Linked DNA regions of Mus musculus: region 2 is linked to region 1. Evidence: chromatin loops called from intact Hi-C (ENCODE). Cell type or tissue: left cerebral cortex. All regions are shown on one strand.

The links. Peaks named below come from ENCODE experiments on the same cell type or tissue, not always from the same donor. Only the 100,000 strongest peaks of a DNase experiment are listed, where the experiment ranks them.
Region 2: it touches region 1 in a loop (4-fold over the local background); 6 of 42 quality-filtered maps call a loop at or near these places.

The regions. Positions count from the first base shown.
Region 1 is chr19:23,958,151-23,966,150 of GRCm38, forward strand. No RefSeq gene overlaps it. Among named protein-coding and RNA genes, the nearest start is that of Gm34076, 45 kb to the left of the region's middle. In left cerebral cortex, CTCF peaks have their summits at 1,062 (motif pointing left) and 3,566 (motif pointing left); DNase peaks (open chromatin) are centred at 1,025, 2,365 and 3,550.
Region 2 is chr19:23,369,698-23,377,697 of GRCm38, forward strand. It overlaps Mamdc2 (MAM domain containing 2), which reads right to left. Exons shown (of 14, transcript NM_174857.3): 4 at 7,569-7,653; 5 at 4,221-4,358. Among named protein-coding and RNA genes, the nearest start is that of Gm41821, 74 kb to the left of the region's middle. In left cerebral cortex, a CTCF peak has its summit at 3,820 (motif pointing right); DNase peaks (open chromatin) are centred at 3,832, 4,198, 4,963, 5,315 and 1 more place; H3K27ac peaks cover 925 bases.

The DNA.
Region 1 (8,000 bases):
TTGTTAATGAACAAGACGTTAAGGCACGCAGAAAACATAACCTTCCTCCAATGTTGAATGCAAATGCACTCCTAGGGTTTCGGTCCCCTGATACGAAGTGATCCCTTCTTTAAAGACTCTGCAGACTGTGTGAGCCCTGAGGGTTAATTGTGTATTTTACATTGGTTACTAAACCTCTCACTTAAAAACAACTAAGGTGGCTGAGGGAGAAGACTTAGCCAATAAGGTGCTTGCCACATAAGCATAATGGACCTGGGTTCTGTCCCTGGCACTAGGTAAAAAGTCTATTTCCAGCATTGGGGATGTGAAGAGAGAGGATCCCTCGGGCTTGTTGGCTAGCAGTCTAGCTGAATCTATGAGCTCTAGGGTCATTGAGGAGCCCTGTCTCAAAAAATAAGCTGCAGAGTAATTGAGGGGAACACTTGCTGATACGACCCCTGGCCTCCACACGTCTCCATGTGTGCATGCCCACCCATACATTTAACACTGGAACACATACAAGCACACGCACACACAGCAGCTCGGGCCAGGTAGTCAGCTCAGCGGCAGACTGATCTTGCCCATGGGAGGTCCTGAATGAAGTTCAACATGCAGCAATGCAAATTATGTTTAATGTATTTCACTCAACTTTAAATTTCCAGTGGTTAAAGTGGTAAACATTTTATGTTTCCATATCTTCTACCACAACTTAAAACCTCTTCATTTAGCATGGAGTAAATTTGGTGGTTGTTATTTTATGGAGATTCGTTAGAAAGGGCCTTTCTGAGACTGGAGAGGGGACTCTTGGTGTCCCACATTGACAGAGTAGCACACACGAGGGCCAGGAAGCCAGCCTCTCCCTACAGCGCTTGACTCCGGTGACCGCAGTGAGCTTGGCAGGCAAAGGGTGGCTTTGGCAGATGGAGGTGACCTAGGAACTGTAAGCACACATCTCTAATTGCTAATTGCTTCAGCGTGTGTGTTCAACTCTCCCCAGCACCTCCTTTGCTTTCTCTCAAGGAAACCCCAGGCTTCAGAAACCAAACACTAGATATGACTCCCTCTGGTGGAATAAGGAGAGAAAAGTCACAACTGCTCCTGATTCCCGGTGGGCAGCTGCAGGAGTCAGGAGTTTTATAGACCTCCCCTACCCACAGGATCATTCCAGATGAGGACACTACAACTGCAGGCAGAGTCAGGGCTGGGACTCCACTCGGCAAACCCAGAGGCTAAGAGCAGGCTCAGATCCTGGAGCCCTAGTGTCAGGCTGGTTGCAGTACAGTGACCCTGCTTATAGACTACCCAGGAGTCTGTCAAGTCATTTAGTGGAGACCATACAATCCAAAGACATAAGCCCTGGAACAGCCTGGTGAGTAATTGAGTAACTCACACACACACACACACACACACACACACACACACACACACACACACACACACGGCAGCATAAAAAGAATGCAGTAGAATTCCCCGAGTCGACTTAAAATTTAGACTATTGTTTCCTAGAATTCTCCCCTTGTGACTCCCAAGTTCAGATTGGGCACAGAAGAGCAAATGAGATTTGGGAAGCTAATCAGAATCAGGGCTGTGTAATGTCAGGAGAATGGCAGTGCATGCCCACTGTGGCTGGCTGACAGGCTGCATGGCCATCAGCATGCACACATGTGTACACACACACACACACACACACCCCTCAGCTGCTGAGTGTCGGGCCAGGTGTACTACAGCAAACCCCTCCTGCAGTTTCCTACCACAGAAGGGGTGGGCACAGTGGTTAGCTCCATGCCACTCTCTCCTCATGGCCTCAGCTTTTCTTTCGGGCAGCCAGCCCTGCTGGGGCCAGAGGTCACACCTCACACAGGTCTCTTCCTGGCCAGTACAGGGGCACTTGGCTGAGCCATAGGGAGTGCCTCACTCCCACACACCCGCCAGAGGAACCCAGGCACAGGAGGGAATAGAAGAAGCCAGAGGCAGCCAGCCCAAGCACGCTATGCTCCTTGATACCCGCTAAATAGCTTTGACCTGGCATCCTTCCATACCGTCTACCATTGCCCAGCTCCTAACATTTGTAAAAGGAATTTGGTCCGTGCTATAGGGCATCAGCAGATACAGGACCTTCCCCACACGAAGTCTGCTTCCAAGAACCTGAAGCTGGAAAGAACAACGCCTGCTTCTGCAAAGATGAGCCCCTCACTGGTCACACACTCCACCCTTTCCCATCTGACAGACCTGGGACCCCACAGCAGCCACAGCAACCTCCTCCTCCTCCTCCTCCTCCTCCTCCTCCTCCTCCTCCTCCTCCCATTGTTGTTGTTGTTGTTAAGGAAACAGGCTTGGATCCTCCAGAGGGCAGTGGGCCAAGGACGCTGAACTGCTAATTAAAAGGGCCCAGACTGAATGCAGCTGCCTGCAGGTCTGAGTCCCTAGGAGAATTGTACAGACCATTCCACCAGAGAAGCTGAAGGGAATACATTCATCTCCCAGTCAGCGAGAGAGGCAGCTTCCTTCCCATGCCCCCAAGCTAGCCCTGGTTCCTAGTGAAGAGAACACGGAAGGAAAAGAGCTGTGGAATGTCACCACCTCACTGACTCCAGAGGGACACTGGTCTTTAAAAAAATGACCACAGCCCTTTACTGTGTCCTGGTGGCTTCACCAGAGGGTTGGGTGTGTAATCTCCCGTGGGGACAGCCCAAGCCCATGGTGTGTGGCACCCAGCTCTGAATCCCCTGCAGGAAACAATGTTGGATACAATTATTACTAAAAATTGATTCATGAACACGAGAGATGGCTCATCTAATAAAGGACTTGCATTGCAGGCCTGAGCACCTGGGTCCTATCCTCAGGGCCCATTAAAAGCCCCAGGGTGACAGTATGGCAGGGCAGGCCTGTAAACCCAGCAGAGCAGTAAGGAGACACAACAGGCTCCTGAGGGACCCGATGTCCAGCCAGTACAGCCTATGAGTGACTATCAATCTCTGACCTCTGACATACACACACACACACACACACACACACACACACACACACACACAATCAAAGCAAATCGCTGGTAACAAAGGTACAGCATCATCAGGACACAATGCCTCCTGCACTCCGCATCGGGTGGGTCCCAGCCCCTGGTGTGTGTGTGTGTGTGTGTGTGTGTGTGTGTGTGTGTGTGTGTGTGCAGTAGCATGCCCACATCGCTAAGGACTCTCAGCAATTTACACCATAGACTTACACACATCAGGGCCTGATGGACAACTTTGGCAATTGTCTAAATTAACAAAACTGATAAGGTAAAGTCTCTATCTGGGAGCTCCCAAATGCAGGTAAATTTGAAGAAGTGAGTCGGGAGATGGGACCAGGGTGTTTTCTGCCGTGAAAAGCACAGAGGGCCTGGAACAGTTAGATCATGGGGTCCACCTAGGAAGGCATAGGATGAAACCTGTTTTCTATTTCATTTCTCACTTAAAAAAAAATGTGTTATGAGTGACAGCAGGAGCTTCGGGTAGATCAGGCATTTCCCTGTCACTGGGTCCTGTTATGTCTCCCCCGCATCCCCACCCTGGGTCGTTGGGTCAAACTGTGGTACTCTGCCGCCACCTGGTGGCAGACAGCAAAATGCTACAGTACTCCAGATGAAGGCAAGCACGCAGTGTTTTTATTGTCCTCAATTCTCTAGTCATCTGATGATCCTTTGGTTTATCCTTCCAAAGCAGGTGAGGGCGTGGCAAGGAAGAAAGCCCCTCCCCCTTCGATTGTTTTGCCTTTCGAGATACTTTCATGAAAAGGTAAATCAAGCAGCGAAAGAAAGTTATCAAGCTGGAACACAGACCCTTGGAGGGCTTCCCAGCAACCCTGCCCACATTCCAGAACATCCCTTCCACCACCGTGGCCCGCCACTGGGTTTTCAGAGTTCCCGCCAATCTAACCCTGGCGTGTGTTTCTCCTGACCTGGGACACTCACGATTTGTACAACTCAGAGGTGTGCAACATTCACCTGGGGTTGCATTCTGGAGGATGTGGGACAATGATACTCCAAAGGTTTCAGGAGAAATTGGTCTCCCTGTCCTCTGACCTTGCTTCCCCATCAGGCGCTGAACTGCTTCCTGCTGCAACAACCGTGTGATCGCTGACCACGCGTATTGCAATGACCCTGCACGCAACTTCTGTGAGGCTGACCCAGATACAAAGCAGCTGGCTCGGAGGTTGGTCCTGAGGCAGGAACAGGTCCTCAGCCTGCTTAAAGAACACTGAGGAAGCCAGAGCAGCGTGGTCAGAGCACAGGCGATGAAGGAGTCTGTTTAAGGGCAGGGACCAGAAAACTAATACAGAGCCACATACCTGGGGAAACTGAAAAGGGGGCGGGGCAGGGACACACAACCATGGACTGCCTCACTATCCAAAGAGAATCCAGAACCCTAGTGGCCTAAGACAGGCTTCCTTTCACACTTTTAAATATAAAGTTGTCCTTTTAAACCCCCTTTCACTGCCTCACTGGGAATTATCTGAAAACATTTCTAATGCTTTTATTATGCTATCTTATATTTTTTTAAAAAAAGAAAATCTTGCTAGGGATCAAACCCCAGGCTTCAAATATGCTAGACAGGCACTGTCACCGAGCCACACCCCAAGCTATAAAGATACTTCTTGTAGGGGAATTTTAATCCAGTAACATGGCTGCTCTGGCAAGAGATCATATCCAAAGACCTTCTGGGTCTGTATGATCTGGCCGGAATATAAACATAACTTTAATTCCTCTGAGTAGAATACAGACAGGGCCTCAGTACACACACCCTTAATCATAAATAATGGAGGTAAGGTTGGTTAGTAGAAAGAAGCATCAGTGTTTGAAAAGTGATGAGTAATTGAGACGTCAGTTAAGTTCAGGCAATGCGGTGGAGTCCAGTGGAGTTCCGTTCAGTGCAGTGGAGTTCAGTGGAGTTTGTGCCGTTCTGTTCATCTTGTGCAGACAGCGTAGTCAGTGCAGTTCAGTTCATGAAGCAGTCGTTCCAAGCAGAGCAGTTCAGTCAAAAGCTGAGAGGAGCCAGTTTCAATCAGTCAGCTAGGAGAGGAGTTTGAGCCAGAACAGCTGAGTTGAACCAGCCAGCCAGAGTTCAGAGAGAACTAGAAAGGGTGGGCTTATTCAGCAGCAAGCCTCTGAGATGACAAGTACATCTGGCAAATAAAAGTTACTATTACACTTCTAAAGAAAAACACCCCTCTGCCCCATTGCTAGATATTTGGCAGTTTTGATGATTTCTTTGATAATCTTGTATGCAATTCATATTTTGGTTCTTAAATCCCAAACCTTTCTCAAGGTTTCAGTAATAATATTGCAAGAAGAGTCCAGTTGTTCACACTTGGAACCTCACTGCAGGTACTAGTTCCCAGGCCTCTGGCTGGACAGACAGGATGAAGTCCCAGGCCTTAATGTACCCCAAGCCTGGTTCCAACTTCTGTCCAGCTCCAGCCTCTGCGATTCCTGGAGATACCTGGGACCACACGGTCCTCCAAACAGCTCTTCAGTCTCAGTAACTACCTGGTGACTGTCAGCAGAAGTCCTCTTCAGACTCCAGGATGTTCCCACAATGCACTACTCACCACCTCTACCAACACCCTGCCCCATCCACCTCCAAGTGGCATGACATGCCTTTCCCAGAGCTGAGTATATTAAATTGAGGCATCTGCTCTCTGCATCTCTTCCCTGTCACTCTGTGAGTGCTGTATGGGTGATGAAGTCTCTGTCTTGTTCACTTCTTGGCCCACTGCATCAGCATCGTGGCAATCTATGTAACATGAGTGTTTGGGGAGAGTCATCAATTGGCCAGGAAGGCAGAGAAGCAACAGAGACTTCTGGTGCTGGGTCAGCAGCACCGCCTTTGGTATACAGGGATTGTAGGGGTACCTGAATCTGACCACAGCTTGTGACTGCCCTTTTTAGGACCAACTACTACCATCTACAACATTCCTTCCCCACCTACAGCACCCTGCTGGCTCCTTAATACCCTCAGCCCTACCCTGCTTAGTCGAAGGAGAGAACCTACGAACTGGTGACACATAATCCTCTGTCCTCCACTCGATGAGGGGTTCCTGTGTTTTATCTTTTCCATCACTGTGACAAACTAGCAGACAGGAGCAATTTAGGAAAGTAAAGGTATATTTGGGGTCACCACTCAAGGACATTTCAGTCCATCTTACAGGGCAGATATGGAGGCCTGGAGAAACGGTGTGGGGACAAGGGTGAGCTTATAGCACCTAGATAACAGGAAACAGAGTATAGGTCAGAGCCAGGAGTGGATATACCCTTAAAGCCCTCCTTGTGTGACCCAACCCTCCGGGGCCAGGCTATTGGCCCTGCTGGGGATTAAGTGTTCAAGCACATGAGACTTCAGGGAACCTTTCACACTCACCACCGTTAGCAGTCAGGCATCTCCACTGCCAGCCCTGAAGGACCTGGACCATCAGGCACCTTCATGGTCAGCCCCGGGGTCCCTGGTGACAGCAAGACCGGTCATCACTAGCTCTCCAGAGATGACATATTCCCATTGTTGCCTCTGCCGCTCGTCCTCTATAGCCTCTCCTCCTGCACATGTGCCACAGCCCTAATTAAAATGCCTCACTTTTCCTCCCCACTTCCCTTCCTTCTCCCAGAGGCAGCTGTTTCCCTTTACCCCTCCCTTTAGGAAGCCTCCCACAGACCTGTTGCACGGTCTCTGATTTTGTCGGAATTCGCTGCTTAGTTCCATCAACCATAGCACCCAGTATCTGGGATTGTGCCCGACTGATATCAGAAAGCACATGCTGAGTGTGTAAATGCAGGCAGCTGCTTGTCTGGGCCATTCTGAAGGACAGCAGCGTCCTACTCCCAACTGCCCTTTGTGACAAACCCCAGCAAGGATAAATCCTTAAGTGCCTCTGGGCACCCAGTATCACTGTGGTGGGCTTCAAAAGAAATCTTAGGGGGGGGTGAAACTCTTCATCATACATGGGCTCATAAGCAAGACAAATATAAATAAATAAACAAATCAAACTATACAAGTTTACTTAATATAAGTTTAAATGACACAGGAGTCTCCCCGAAATGAAGGCCCTAAGAAGCACGTACCAGCAGGTGTGGAAGGAATATATATTACACAATTACAGACATGTATCGAAGAATTATCCCCCCACAAAAGAACCTAAACAAGAAATCTACCATCCCTATCAATGTATCAAAGATCAGATATTCCAATGCTCTGAGGTATTTCAGAGCACAAAAAAAAAAAAGGAAGGAGACATCCTAATTTTATAGAGCAAATATAATATCTATGTGGAAACAAGAGGAAGTCAGTGTAAAAAAACATATACAGACAAATACCATTGACAAATACCATTGGGAATTTTCTAAATATTAGCAGAGTCCAACATTACATTAAGAAATAATGCATCACAAATTAGAGGGATTTGTTCAATAATTCAAGAGTTGTGCCAATAGAAACCCATTAATATCATAGTATGGGCCCATCTTAATATGAATAATATATACTTTGGAGCCTAGGATGTAGCTCAGCTGGTAAAGTGCTCGCCTCGCTTGTATGAAAGGCTCAATCCTCAGCACTGCTTAAAGAAGTCATGGTGACACATGCCTGTAACACCAGTGCCTGACAAGTGGTGGCCATGGAGACCAGGAGTTCAGAAGTTCAAGGCCAGCCTGGACTACATGAGCCCCTGTCTCTAAAAATAAAAAGGTAAGAAAGTATCAGGGATCTTTCCTCTACGATCAGGAAAAGGACTATCAACGCTCCTCCACAGTGTACTGTCTCTTGTGAGGCTATGGCAGTGCCTGGCAAACACAGAAGTGGATGCTCACAGTCATCAATTGGATGGAACACAGGGCCCCCAATGGAGGAGCTAGAGAAAGCACCCAAGGAGCTGAAGGGGTCTGCAACCCTATAGGAGCTCTACAACAATATGAACTAACCAGTATCCCCCAGAGCTCGTGGCTCTAGCTGCATATGTAGCAGAGGAAGGCCTAGTCAGCCATCAATGGGAGGAGG
Region 2 (8,000 bases), 590 kb before region 1:
CTCTTCCTCCTCCTCCTCCTCCTCCTCCTCCTTCTTCCCCTCCTCCTCCTCCTTGAGACAGGGTTTCTCTGTGTAGCCCTGGCTGTCCTGGAACTCATTCTGTAGACCAGGCTGGCCTTGACCTCAGAAATCTCCCTGCCTCTGCCTCCCAAGTGCTGGGATTAATGGTGCGCTCCACCACTGCCCAGCATTCTTGTTCTCTTCTTCTTCTTCTTCTTCTTCTTCTTCTTCTTCTTCTTCTTCTTCTTCTTCTTCTTCTTCTTCTTCTTCTTCTTCTTCTTCTTCTTCTTCTTCTTCTCTTCTTCTTCTTCTTCTTCTTCTTCTTCTTCTTCTTCTTCTTCTTCTTCTCCTTCTCCTCCTCCTCCTCCTCCTCCTCCTCCTCCTCCTCCTCCTCCTCCTTCTTCCTTTTCTTTTTCAAGGACTCTTCCTCAATATCCTTCTCCTTATTCATTGAAGCAGAGTCTCTCAGTTGATCCCAGAGCTGACACAGCTGACCTGGGTAGCAAGCTTGTTCTGGCTAATCCCCTGAATCTCGAAATGGACCACCCTGCTTATGTGGGTTCTAGGGATCTGAACTCTAGCCCTCGTGCTTGCATGACAAGCACTTTACCCAATGAGCCATCTCGTCAGCCTGGATTAGATTAGAGTTCTAGAGAGAACATGATCAGTGAAAAGCAAGTGTGTAGAGTACAGAGAGAGGTGCTTGCCTTCCTTGCACACAGGGAGAGGAAAGAATCTGATAGACAGAGCCGAGAGGACAAAGTTTGTTGCCAATGACTTTCCAGAGTTTGATGGAGCAGAGACATTGAGTTTTCTCTTGGCCTAAGCGGGCTACTGCACTTCAGAAAAATCCTCTTAAGACTATTTGCATGGTAAGAGCGGTAGAGAAGTTCTAGATGAGTCCATTACCCCTAAAAGCTGGTAGAGGTTCAGAGAAGATCAGCCAGAAAGAGCATCATTTCTTTCTTGGAACTGTAGAGTGCAAATCTCATCAGCCATGGGAGAAGTAGACTTTACCATTTCCAGTTTAAGGACATCAACCTAAGATTAACCAACACCAGTCAGGTAAAGCTTCGTGTCCATTGTCCTTCTTTTATGCTCTGAACCCCACTATGCCTCCAGAACATCAAAGAAGCCAGAGCGGTACAAGGAGTGGGGAAAAGCCAAAGAAGAGAAAAGTAAAGAGACAGGAAGAGATGAAGCATATCTCCCTGCTGTCGCTGCTCTGTGGAAGAGCCTGAGAGAAGATCTGCATCCCATGAGAAATGTGGGAGTTGTGCCCTGGCTGCACTTAATCCTTGGAAATGAGGCTGTTGATCTGTGAAGATGACTAGGAATACATGGTGTGTGTGTGTGTGTGTGTGTGTGTGTGTGTGTGTGTGTTTATTCAGCAGACTATGTGTGCAGGCAATGCTGAGGAAATTAACAAAGCCACACTCCCACTGGGCGCCAGTGCCACGACCTGAGCAGGTTGATGCAGAGAGAATGAGTAGGTTCTGATGACACTCAAACTTCATCCCAACCCAAGTGAGAAAAATGGCCTGACTGTGGAGAGCTGATTCATCCATCTCATGGGCTTTAGGAGAATAAAATCATTCTAATCTGACTTTAGATTTTGAATCTTTGTCCAGCTCCCTGCAGAGTGGGATTCTGAGCAGCTTGCTTTTTGTTTTTTGTTTTGTTTTGTTTTGTTTTTTTAATACCTCAAGCCTCAGGAAAATAATGAATTCTCCTCATTATTTTTCCATCAATTACCTCCCTTCTTGCCAAGGTGCCAACGGTACTGATCTGTGCTGTCAGCAACCTACCTCCTGAAATGATTTTGTTTTGCTTCGTAAAATATCAACAAAGAAGAAAAGTTAAAAAATCATGTCCCCTTCCATATCTCAAGGAAATCTCATAATTCCTCGTGCAGTATCTGTTCTATCATTTAACAAGATGTTGGGGACAGCACCATTGGAAAAAACCAGAGCTCTGCCTGGGAAAAACTGTTAGAAACATACAAGTTAATGAAAGAAGTCTGATAACAACACCGAATTTTGCAGATGACATATTCACCATTCCCTTTCTACACACAAAGACCCAGGAATGTGTTCGGCACCCTTGATCTCAGCTGTGTGAGTCTCTGCTTCTTAGCAAAAGCAAAGGCCTAAGTTGCTTCCAGTATATGAACAAACATGAGATGAGTCCACAGAGAGCAAAATCTGCTGCTGCAGGCAGACATCTGGATCATTTAATCTTTCCTTTGCCACCCAAATTGATAGAGTGCAGAGAAAAATCAATATATCCAATACAAGGCAAATGAAATAAGAGAGGCAATTTCTATCTTCTTTAGAGTGTTGGTAGTTTTCTTTTTCTGCAAGAGTCACACTGGGCAAACCTTTGGTATCGTGTGGGCGGAACTCCTTAGATAAATATTTTAGAATCTTTAGAGCTCATCTTTTTATGCTTCAATTTAAGTAATAGGGTGACTTTATGGGTGTTCATGCACGGAGTGTGTGTGTGTGTGTGTGTGTGTGTGTGTGTGTGATGAGCATATGTGTGTTGAGTGGTTGTTGTGGTTTGGATGAAAAATGGCTCCCATAGACTCATATGTTTGAAAGCTTGGTCCCAATTGGTAGAACTATTTGGTAGGGATTAGAAGATAGGTCTTGTTGGAGGAGGTATGTCACTGGGGAGGACAAGGGGGACTTTCCATGCTAGGCTCAGTCCTTCCTTCCTCTGGATTGTGCGTCAGATGCAAGCTCTTAGCTACCCTCTAGCACCTTGTCTGCCTGCCTGCTGCCATGCTATCTGTCACAATGGTTTTGAACTCACTTCTGAAACTGTAAGAAAGCCCCCAATTAAATGCTTTCTTTAGTAAGTTTCCATGGCAGCAGGGGTTGTTTATTGTGCTGGGGAACAAGTTCAGCATCTTGTGTAGGCTAGGCAAGTTCTCTTACCACTGAGCTGAGTTCCTGCAGGTGAGGTCTTAAAGAAGCCTGTAAAATAGAGGCTGAAAAGGAGCTAGCTAACCTTTTGTCAGTGCATATAGTAATTTTCTTTATATTGTTTTAAAACATATTCACTATTTTTTTTAATTATTTGAAAAAATTTTAAATATCCCCTTCTTTTTGAATTTAAGAAAAAATCCAAATACTTATTAAGTGGACTTACATTCTTATACAAGGTAATCAAAGATGACCACTCTGCACAGGTGTCAACTGTCTATTTTGCCACACTCACTTAGTCCGAAGGCCACCTGCTTAATCTATCTGGCCCTTGTGGAAAACTGAGTCTGAGATTCTGGGTACAAGGAGGAGGGGGAGTATTAACAAAGAGAGTGGTGTTGTCAAGATGTAGACTCCAGAGCCCAAGTGACCTGTAGAATGGATACACTGGACATAAAGTTGGAGACATGTTTTTAAACATTTAGATAATGAGAAACTGCAGTCAGTAAAGGACAGAGAGTAAGAAACCACAAACAGTTGCCTTGTGTCCAGCTAAGGGTCCACGCAGTCATGAGTAAATAATCAAAACTGAATGGACTCTTCACTATCTGTGAGGATGTATCAGGAGTGAAAATGCAAAGGATCCAATGTCCTTACGTTCGCTTTCGAGGAAAGCCAGGATCTTCGCAATACTTAGGAAAGACCACAGACTGGGGGACTGCTCTGTCTTGGAGATGAGGAGACATAGTGATTTACAAAACTACCAAGGCCAGATGTGACCAGTGAGACACCGGAGGAAGGACACCCTTGCTCTGGTCTACCTTCGGACTTTCTCCTGCCCTCGCTGTGAGAGCCTCTGCATTTTCCTTGCAGAGTGCTTGCGTACTTGGCCACCAGGGGGCCCTATTGCACCCTTCAGAAGGAATAATCATTAGCATTGGTGGTCTCATGGGAAATTCTTAAGGGCTGGTCACCCTGCGATCTATTTTTAATAAAGACAGCCTTGTCTTTAGAAATGAGAACAGCCAAATAGATAAGAAGTAAAACATTTCATGGGAATGTAAAAACAGCCAAGGTTATAGATGAGCCGAAGACTCACTCTGTGGCTTCCTTAGCTACATACAAGCTTATGTCTGCAGTTTTCTGTCTCATAGATTGTCCCTCTCTCCTGCCTCTTCCACCTGGTCTTCCATTGTGTCCCCACCCCTTATTCTGTCGACCAAAGCCAGGCAGTGGGAGTTGAAGGCAACGTTCACCCTGGAAAGAAGACTGCATTTGTGGTCGGCTCACCGTGCTCACTCCTGAAGGTGTGATCCTGTGGGAGGATGGAGTGGGTGTTCTTCGCAGTTCCTCCTCCCACGAACCAGTTCACATTGGGATTCCAGCGGTTCACAAAGCCACAGAGATGGTTTTCTTCAAAGTCACATTCTGGAGGAAGAGACGTAAACAGACATTTCATGGAGCTGCAGTTACACCGGGGGGGGGGGGGGACACCCATACTGACTGCATACTCTGACCTTAGTCATTCTAAGGGCTCTTTTTCTCAACCATCGACCAGAAATTCAGAACAATATCGGGCAAGGAGAGAGATCCAGTAATGAGTCGATGTTCTGATTCATCATTGCCTCTCTGAGCCCTTTCTCCTATTAGCCATGTGGCTTGTTGTTCTCCTATTAGCCATGTACAGCTCTCAGTATGTCCATGCTTGATATTAGCTGATGAGTTTTTGTCAGCCTACTAAATTAATCAATTGGTCAAAGTTTTGGTCCCGGGGCTACATCCAAGGTCTTGTATGTGTTCATCATGCACTTTACCAGTGACCTGTGTTCACAGCTCTAATGTGTCTATTTTACTGTACTATTTTAGAGTTATTCCTCAGCTCTAGACATTTTCTCCACCACCCTTTCTGTTCCCTGATGGCCCAGCCCTCCATCTCTCTGTGGCGAACAAGACTTCCAGAACTCAGAGGCACGTTTCCAAGATGCTGAAACCCCCCCCCCCCACTTGTCTGATGAGTAAGAGTCGAGTGAGAGTATGTGGGAGAGGAGCACACTGGGACCAGGGCCTTTCTGCAACTCCTGCCTAGAGATGAGGAAGACTGAAGTAAAATCTCTGTGCTTGGGAATGGTGTCGTGTTGCTTCTGTACATTGCTTCTCATCAACAAACTCTTTTAGCAGGGAATTTATAAACATAACTCAGCCGCTGACCCCATAATCCTGCAATTATCAAACAAAGGATGATTCCCGTCCTATTCTTCTCTACTGCTCCATCCCCCTTGTTGGGTTCCACCAAGGGAGGGGAAAGAGGTTGATATCAGGCTTAGAACCCATCTCCATCACTGCCAGACTACCATGGTGAGCTATGGCCCTTTATAGAAGGAACAGCCTAACCAGAAGTCTTGACCATACAACCACCCTTTCCACTTGCTAGTAATTCCTCTTCCTGTCCTGGCTAGGAAGCGAAGGGTCAAATATGGCCTTGACCATCCTTGGCTAGCCAGATGGCAGGTTATGAGTCATAGCTGGCTCTAATTCTGGTCACTGTGCCAGCACCTGTTGGCATTTTTACTTTGCAAGGCTTTGTGGTCTGGTTGATGTCAATGGGCTTTCTTCAAATTACAGAGGCGGATCCCCACCTCCACTCCCACACCCCACAGAGCCACCCCGTTCCCACCAGAATCCTAGCTGGGACAGTTGTCAGCGTGCACTGACAAATTTTAAAATTTCTTTTTTTTTTTTCAAATTACCACGGCAGTATCTGCCAACTGATGCTCAACATGTAGTGCCAAGGGCTGTCATGGAGTGGAATAAAAAGCAAAATCCTCCTTAGTGTGCCAGGCAGCAGCCTAAGCTTCTTCTATGAACTCACTTAATCCCCAGCATCGCTCCAGATAGACAGTGTTATGAATCCAATTGCACTGAAGGGGAACCAAGAGAAGAGGAGAACACAGAGCTAGGAAGGGTGACAGTGTGGCATCCTTTTTGTTGTAACCAAACCAGAAGCCACCGTATCATCTGGGGGCAAGAACTGAACGTTACTTCAGTGCCAGTACTTTGTCAACCACCCTTAACTCTACTTCTCAGCCATCACGGGAACCAGCTTCTGTCTTTCTTTCTTTCTTTCTTTCTTTCTTTCTTTCTCTCTCTCTCTCTCTCTCTCTCTCTCTCTCTCTCTCTCTCTCTCTCCCTCCCTCCCTCCCTCCCTCCCTCCCTCCCTCCCTCCCTCCCTCTCTCTCTCTCTCTCTCTTTCTTTCTTTCTTTCTTTCTTTCTTTTTTTACTGGCGATGAGGACAAGTGTGTGTGTGTGTGTGTGTGTGTGTGTGTATACATGCACGTGCCCACGTGCACATGCAGTCAGGGACTGATCCAGCGGAGCTCCCCAAATGTGTCTGACTGCTTCTGTGTGTGGAATGGCAGCACCCAGACTACTCAAAGGAGGAGACTGAATGGAAGTTCTCTGCATCTACATAAAGTACTTTTTTTTTTTTTTAGTCTCTTTTTCTTCGTTGCATTAGAGGTATCAGTGAAAGACCAAACATAGAAGCCAGAGCACAGGGCATTCATGTAGGCTCCTTGTTCAGGAGCAGCATTAACCCTTCACTGACTTCAGCTGAGTCTCCAGTCTAAATATTGTCAATGCTGAGGTGTCTCTCAGATCTACTGATTTTTTTTTTTCTTTTCTACTCTCTGATCCCAACCCCCCAGTTTAAGGTCCTCATTCTATAATCCCTACAAATCCGTGTTTCTTCTGGGATTTTCCTAGGTCCTATGTATCTGTATTTCCTTGTTTCCAGTTCATGGACACCACTGCCATCATCTTGAAGCCACAGCTGCATGCCTGTCCCCTGCAGGCTAACTCTAGCACCTCCCTACCTCATAATTCCAGAAAGCCAGGCTCCCTGCCCTGAGTCCTGTTTCTATAGGAAGCCCCCTGAGGGTTCTGACAACTCAGCTCTGGGGTCTGCACCTGTCTGCTCAGATCTCGCAGCCTCAGCCCCCCAAAGAACCCGTTCCTCCCATGTGCACCTTCGCAGACACCAGCCTCTCATCATGTAAAGTGTAATGGCCGGTGTCTAAGGAGGAATAGTCAGGCACCCGTGGACCAGGGACTATCCTCTCTTCCTGCCTTCTCAAAACTGTCACGTAGACAATTGATCCTGCCTACACCAGCTAGGATCTAAGTGACAATAGAGATCATTAAGATAGCAGCAGCAGCAGCAGCAGCAGCAGCAGCAGCAGCAGTTTAACAAGAAAGTAGATGACAGGATAGATTGTCTGCTCTTCTGGCAAAGGGCACACACACACACACACACACACACACACACACACACACACAGAGTTCACAGCAAACCAGCAATTATTTTTATCAGAGCTGGGTGGGGTTAGAGAGCATCGCCCGAGGGAGAAGTTGGTTTTGCTTGTTAACCCAGCCAGTTAGAGCAAATGCTAATGAGCCTTTCCACACGGAAGATGGAGGATCAATGTCCCATCTTCAGGTGACCCTAGCAAAGAACAAATGCTAGCATTTTGCATCATGCTCCGAGACTCATTCAGCCTTCAGGATCGATTTACTGCTTTCTGGCTGTGGACGTAGGAAGAGATTTGCATTCCGCTGCCACAACCACAAAACTCACTCACCAATACAGTAGCCGGCTGTCATCTTGATTTCAAAGAGGGCAATGCTAGCCGTGTTTCCTTGTCCCAGGACACCTTCTATCAAAATCTGTACAGCATACAGGGGAAAGGAATCAGGCATCAAAACACTGTGTTTCTTGTCCAAAATTTCAGTTCTTAGTGAGGAGCTGTTACTCAGTACGGTTCATAGCTGCTGAATGAATTTTATTATGGACTGTGTATGTGTGCATTTGTACCTGTGCACACACGAACACATACATACCCTGAGGACTTTGACCTGAGTGAAGTCTCCATCAGAAGCCTGGAGTTCTATGCTCTTCCGTGCTACCCTAACCTCCACCTTCCCCTGTGTTCATGTAGGTGGTAGACAGATTTCACGTCTGGCTTTGGTTCTCACATAGCTTTTACTTTTGTGGCTTCAGGAGGATATTCTGC